Linked DNA regions of Homo sapiens: region 2 is linked to region 1. A link is a contact called in ENCODE Hi-C or POLR2A ChIA-PET data. All regions are on one chromosome and are shown on one strand. Each heading gives the region's core, a stretch centred on a gene start or an enhancer-like site at or near the end of the contact. The rest is flanking DNA. Distances are from core to core; before and after follow the strand shown.

What was found. Hi-C counts contacts between places; a loop is a spot of excess contacts on that map. ChIA-PET counts read pairs that join two places held with the same protein, here RNA polymerase II (POLR2A). Pooled maps may share reads with other maps.
Region 2: a map of endothelial cell of umbilical vein shows a loop between it and region 1 (3-fold over the local background). The contact joins two enhancer-like sites. A Hi-C loop is called at or near these places in 9 of 168 maps with a recorded cell type or tissue (Right ventricle myocardium inferior, Right ventricle myocardium superior, ascending aorta and 5 more) and 5 of 50 pooled maps. POLR2A ChIA-PET finds 5 or more read pairs at or near these places in 1 of 52 experiments (WTC11).

Annotation. Positions count from the first base shown.
Region 1 is chr3:25,592,361-25,595,842 of GRCh38, forward strand. It overlaps RARB (retinoic acid receptor beta), which reads left to right. Exons shown (of 8, transcript NM_000965.5): 6 at 1,143-1,347; 7 at 2,160-2,318. Among named protein-coding and RNA genes, the nearest start is that of TOP2B, 71 kb to the right of the region's middle. Within about 2 kb of position 1,676, at least 3 of the 41 ENCODE cell types and tissues checked have a DNase peak (open chromatin) inside an H3K27ac peak, as active enhancers do.
Region 2 is chr3:25,507,537-25,511,018 of GRCh38, forward strand. All of the region lies in intron 3 of RARB (retinoic acid receptor beta), which reads left to right. Among named protein-coding and RNA genes, the nearest start is that of RARB, 81 kb to the left of the region's middle. Within about 2 kb of position 1,600, at least 5 of the 41 ENCODE cell types and tissues checked have a DNase peak (open chromatin) inside an H3K27ac peak, as active enhancers do.

The DNA of each region.
Region 1 (3,482 bases), core at 426-2,925:
GGATTTACTTCTCTCTGTGCTTCAAGCAGCTCTGAAACTTTTTCAGAGAGAAAAGTCAAGTATGGAAACCTGGTCAGCAGAGACCCTTTATTGTCGGTGCAGAAATGTGGTTCTGGGTGGGGAAGTGCTCTGCAATGCACGGAGCTCCTTACCAGCATTTAGGCTTAATAGGGCAGTGGAAACATGAACCAGGATTGAGTATCTACAGAAGCAAGGCATTTTTAGTTTGTTTTGCTCTGAGTGAGGCCTAGAGGCACAGGGCAGTGAGCAAGAGTCTCCTTAGTAGCTAGCGCCCCAGGGGGCCAACAGGGTTATGTGTCAAGCATACACTGGGTGGGACTGGGAGACTCTGGCAGAGTGACTCAGGCTTTTTGCCTGTAGAAATCCTGCCTACACTTTAGGGTTCGGTTGAAATGCTACCTCTTTATGGATCTGCCCTTGATTTCCTCCTGGCTATTTCTGAGCTTTCCTTTTTCTGAACTCCCTAGTACCTTGCTGGTTTCACTCATGTCCCTTGTATTACAGCTGCCTGTGTAACCGTGTGATCAGAGGCATCATGGGAGAGAGAGCCTAACTTGGGTTTGAGTCAGATTCAGTTACATGTTAACTATGTGACATTGGGCACATCACCTAACCTTTCTGAGCCTTAAGTCCTTCATTTGTAAAATAAGAATAATATTCACTTTACCAAGCTGTTTGAAAGATTGAATGTAGGGTATGTACAAAACTTGATATATACTATGCATTTAATAAATTGTCATTTATTGCAGACTGTAAGCTCTTAAAAAATAGAATCTTATTCATCTTTTTTTTTTTTTATCTCCAGCACCTGGCACAGTGCCTGGGACATAATTAGGCACTCAGTAAATGTTTATTTGAGTCAAGTAATGAATTACTTTTAAAAAGATATTTCTCAAAATTTCTTATGTCCTGTTTAGTGTTTCCTAAAAAACTTTAGCCCCTGGGTTTTGACTTCTGTAGTCTCTTAATGAAAGAGCTAAAGAAGACATTCAACATGTGAAAGGGGGACAGACTGCCCCAAGAGCTCCTTGGAAATCTTCATGTTATTTCCTGCTTACATCTGATTGATGATTTCAGGACAGGATGGCTTAGAACATCCATCAATTTTTTTTTCCTTCCAGATTCTTAGAATTTGCACCAGGTATACCCCAGAACAAGACACCATGACTTTCTCAGACGGCCTTACCCTAAATCGAACTCAGATGCACAATGCTGGATTTGGTCCTCTGACTGACCTTGTGTTCACCTTTGCCAACCAGCTCCTGCCTTTGGAAATGGATGACACAGAAACAGGCCTTCTCAGTGCCATCTGCTTAATCTGTGGAGGTACCAACTATGTAGAAAAGCCTCATGAAATTCCATGAAGAACAGTTTATACTTGTAATTTGTGAAAAATTCCTCATTTCCCTTTTGGAGTTGTTTTACATGGGAAAACATGTGAATAAAGCCAGGCATACATGCCTGGTTTCATTGTATTTTTCCATGTTGTTACAAATTAACTAATGGTATTTGGGATCCTTCTGCTCAGAAAGAAATCCCAAAAAGCTATTACTCCAATTGCCACAGATTTTTTTTCTTAAAGGCAGGATCACACTATTATAAAATGAATTGTCTGGGGACATTTGAATGATGACAAGGGACTTGTATGTGCTGTTTGTTATCTAGTGGGTAGGCATACAAGTATTTGGCTGGGCCCTCCCACCAACCCTTGCAGGACTGGGATAAAATTTAGCTTTCTTCTTTGTAGTGACCCCTACTGGCCTATAGGAGGCTGAATCGTAAGTGGTTAAAAAGTAATGGTTTTAATTAAGGAGCAGATTTATTTTATGCTAAAATAACCATCCTGCTCAAGATTTGTTTTAATTCAGTTTGGTAGTGACACCTTCTGGTCAAAGGAGGTAATTCTTTCCCTGGGACAAAAGCAACCAGGCATCAAAATGTTTATACTACCAAGGGGGGGCAGTTTTTTTTTGTTTTTCAAGTATCACTGCTTAAAGCAACTGCATAAGTCTGCAAATTTGTGTATGTAATTGAATTACCAAATTAATGAACTCATAACAGTAGGAATAAGGAAACAAGGAAGAGGGGAAAAGGGCATAAATCCTGATTTTGTTTAATACTTTATTCCTGGTATCCAGACCGCCAGGACCTTGAGGAACCGACAAAAGTAGATAAGCTACAAGAACCATTGCTGGAAGCACTAAAAATTTATATCAGAAAAAGACGACCCAGCAAGCCTCACATGTTTCCAAAGATCTTAATGAAAATCACAGATCTCCGTAGCATCAGTGCTAAAGGTATGTCTTCGTGCTCTCAGTACTGTAGTCACACAGTGGACTTGAGGGCCTTACCAGGTTGTGTTGCTTTATTCAATTCAGGATGTTTAATGGCTGCTTTTAAAGTCTTGGAACTCATTTCTCATTGAAATCAAAAGGAAATACTATCCCTCCCCCCTCTAAAAAAAAAAAAAAAACACCTCAAATCTTACCCTATTCAATTATCTTAACGATTGAGAGCTTTAAAATTCATGACTGATTAGAAAAACATTGTTTTCAAGAGAATGTACTAAAACAGGCTAATTCTCTAGGTTCATACATTTAATTCCAGCTTTCTACACATCTCTGGTTTATGTTACCTTGACTCCAGTTTTTCTTGAATATCTAAACCTTTGTTAAGTTTCTCTCAATCACTTTAGCCATTGCTCTTTTGTATATAGGCAGATTTTCTTCTGCACACTTCTAAGCAAAGGAATTCTTGCCTAAGAGGTATATTCTTTGCCTAGTGATTTTCTGTTTATGTAGCAACTCAAGCAATTAATAGAGGTGCCTAGATCCATATCACAGTTGAGTGTTTAACAGTAAGGTTTTTCTATGTAGAGAGACAACTCAGCAGCTATCCCTGGTACCAAATGGGCTATTGTCATTCTCCTTTCCCCATCAGACTACTTACTCTGTCTCTGAAGATGTTTGCTAGCCAAGGAATAAACTCTGTATTTCAGAAAGTGCTTAAAAGCACAGGGAACTTGTTTGACAAGCAGTCTTAACTCGAGCTCCTTCTAAGAGGTCTCCTAGATGAGCATTCTGAATTCATCCTTGCATGGAATTAAGAGTAGAAGTAAACAGCAGATACCAGTGTGGTTGTGAATACGGTATCTTTGATTTTTAAAAATGAGGCTGTTTAACATAATACTATCATTCTGTATAGATGACTAGACTAGTGATATCTAATAGAATTTACTGCAATTACAGAAATAATCTGTACTGTCCAGTTCAGTAGCCACCAGACACAAGAGGTTCTCGAGCACTTGAAGTGTGGCTTATGCAACTGAGGCACTGTTTTTCTCATTTTATTTAACAAATTTAAATTTAGCTACCTAGTGGGTATTGTACTGGACAGAGTGCTGCTAAATCTAGTTGTCAATAGTCACTGCACATCGTGAACTCCTCTGTTTGTGGGTAACT
Region 2 (3,482 bases), core at 350-2,849, 85 kb before region 1:
TCCCAGTTCCCTCCCCCAGAAGACATTAGATCTTCTAGGGCTTTTGCCAGTGAAAAAGGCTGAGCTGAGCAGGTGTCTTGGGGAGTTGTGCATGACAGAAGCCCAGTTAAGAGGGAGAAGCAAAGATGGACATGTATTGGGGTTTGGACCTTACTTTTGCCAAACCTTAGCTATCAAAGAAGGGGGTCCAGGGATAGGGGAGACACTGGGGTCAGGAGGTCAGAAGGAAAATGGAAGACAAGAAGTAGGCCAGAATTATGACTCGGGTGCTGTGAGGAAGGGAGAGTAGTATACCCTGGATGCCCCTGAGGTTAGGCTAGGTTCCCATGGGTCATTGGCCTCCTCCAAGACTGGGTGCCCCTACCCTGTGTCTGTAACAGAAACACCATGGAAGGTACTGTTGCTGCCACCCCCTCATTCCAGCTCCTTTCTTTCTGAAAACCACTGGCCGTGAATTCACACAGGGAGCCTCTTTGTATTGCTCTTTGAGGTTATGTTTATGTGCCCATGCCCTTGAGTGATGGGCAAAACATGTCTTTGATTTTGTTTGAGAATGCTTTTTAATGTTTATTTCACAGCATTTTTTTCCTATGACAGTTTCATAAGTGTATTTGTAGAATAGAGCAATTGAATAATCTCTGAATTTAAAAGTCCCTAAGCACTCATTGACACCTTCTCATTTGGGGCATATTGAGCTTAAAAACAGCTTTTCATAAAGTCTCTAAATTCCAATTTATACTTTAGACATGAACGTCCCCATGGGTCGATTGGATGGAATGAATGTGCTTTGTATGGACACTTAGATACTTCTGTGGGAGGATTTTGTTGCTCTGTGTTTCTCTCATTTCCCCTTTACTGTTAAACTTAGATTAAAACAAACCTTTTGGACTAAAGGCACTTAACCTCAGTTAGAATCACCTTTGCTTGTGCACAAATTATATTGATGTGCTCATTGGTTCTACTGCTGGATTTTACTGGCTTAATAACAGGGAAATTCATATTGTAGGTTGCACTGTGTAGTTGGGAAATTACATAAAAATCATCATCAGGGCACTTAATGTCTTTCTAATTTTAGTTTATTTCTTCATTTGTTCCCGTGTTAGATCCCAGCCTGTTACTTTGCTTCCAGGGTTCACTGTGATCATTTTGTTCTGTTCACCAGAAACTACCATTAACCCCCACCTTCTCTTCTTGCTCTGTGGCACACAAATCCCTGAAGAGCCCCCCAAAAGTAAGTGAAAGGCTGGAAACTTCCTACTTTTATACCTAAAAATGTCCTAGAAGCTGGAAAATAAAAATCTGCTGCCCCTTTCTACTTGCCAAATATGAATATTTGCCTGCATCTGTTTAGGAGATTTAAAAAAAAAAAAAATTATGTTTGGGTACCAGCAGCCCGGTGATGTCAGTGCCACTGTGGGACTCAAAGCCCATTAACACTCAGACTGAAAAGGAAGTATTAAAATTCCTTCAGCTTTACTAATATATTTCTCCCCACTGCCTGTCTCCTGGAGAGGGGACACTCAGTACATTCTCACCTTAGAAAAATGAGAAATTTCCATTACACAATAGAACAGCACAGGGCAAAGAACAAAGGGCTTTGAAGTTAGCCTGAGCTGAGGTCAAATGCAGCCCTCGCCTCTAGCTATCTCAACTTGGGCACATGGCAAAATTTTGCTTCACGTGAAATGAACTAACCCATTGCGTGGAGATTATCACAGAAATGTTGCAGGATTGTTTTGTGGATTGGACTCATGGGGTAATGCATTTAGCACCGTGCTTGGCACATAGTAAGTGCCGAATGAGAGTGGTTGTCTGCTACTGCTTCTTTTGGTGACACAGTTTGGTTGCCGCTGTTGCTGCTGCCACAGCTGTGTTTTATTATAGCTACAGCCTTGATTATACTTCAGGAGAAAAGTTAAAAGTAGAGACTCTATTCATTTTGAATTGTTTAGAACACCACAGCTTAGAAGTGCAGCTCCAAATATTATGTCACAGCCTTAAAAATAAAGTTTGCAAGCATGGTTTCTAAAATAAATATCCACCTTTCTTGGCTACTTAAACCGGGAGCCAGGTGGCTCATTTGCCCAGAGATGCCGAGACATGTGTAATCAGAGAATGGGAGAGTATCCTGGTATCCTGGAACCCAACTCCATGGAGAAAACTGAACTGGGGTGTTAGAAAGGACGCCTGGCCCCCTTCCTTCCTCAGTCAGCTCAAGGTGAGGCCATCAGGGTCTTCCAGCAGTGCTGAGCCCAAGCTAAATCGCCACAGAGACAAAGTTGCCCTTCCCCTTCCCCGTCCTCCCAGCAGCTGCCTTTCTTTGCTCATCTGGCACCTTCCATCTCTCCTCTGCCTTATTTGGGACTCTGTGGCCTGCCTTCCTCCAGATCCGTCATGTCCCTTCTCCCAACCAACTCCTGTCCACCCTGTGGCCTCCTCAGCAAGACTGCTTTTGCTGTTAGCCACCTGAGAGGAAAGCTGGGGAGGATATCAGTGGTGCTGTGGTAGTTCATGGTCATGAGGGGCTTTACTAATGGCAACAGCCCCAAGACTTCAGGTTATCCCATGCAGCAGATAGGACAGGAATCATATTCTGATTCAGTTTCCTGAGATTGAGAGAGGGTAAGAGACCTGCCTGAGGTCACACAGCTGGTATACACCCATGGGTCTTAATTCTAATTCCCAGCATCCTTTCAACTACCCTTTGCTTCTCTAAACAATGAAGTTCTTGCACATATTTAAAGCTACACGGTTTTCAGTATCTTCACCTGTATTCGCTCCCACATCAAATATTCTATAATTACAGGCCGGGCACAGTGGCCCACACCTGTAATCCCAGCACTTTGGGAGGCTGAGGTGGGTAGATCACTTGAGGTCAGGAGTTTGAGACCAGCCTGGGCAACACAGTGAAACCCTGTCTCTACTAAAAATACAAAAAAATTAGCCGGGCATGGTGGTGAGCCTCTGTAATCCCAGCTACTCTGGAGGCTGAGGCACAAGAATTACATGAACCCAGGAGGCAGAGGCTGCATTGGGCCAAGATCGAGCCACTGCACTCCAGCCTGGGCAACACAGCAAGACCCTGTCTCAAAAAAAAAATCTATAATTATGTGGTTTGATTTAACGTGTATACTAGTTTAATGCAGTATTTCCCTAAGTGTAAACTGCACACTGTGATATGAAATATAATTTTAGGGAATATTGAACTTGGCATAAGACAGTATGAACTCATTTAATGATAAAGATTTTCCTTTCCAATATTTATTGTCTTTTTATTACCAATGAGAAAAATCTCAGTTTGATGCCAATACAGCCTTAATTAATATTTCTTGAATCTCTGCTAATCTGTCTTTTTAACAGATGGCAACAATCCCTAGGTAGGACTGAAATGTATTTATTTCAGATGTCTGCAAATTTTCTTAAAAGGCCAGGCAGTAAATATTTTAGCATCTGCAGTCCATTTGGTGTTTTTTTGCAACTAC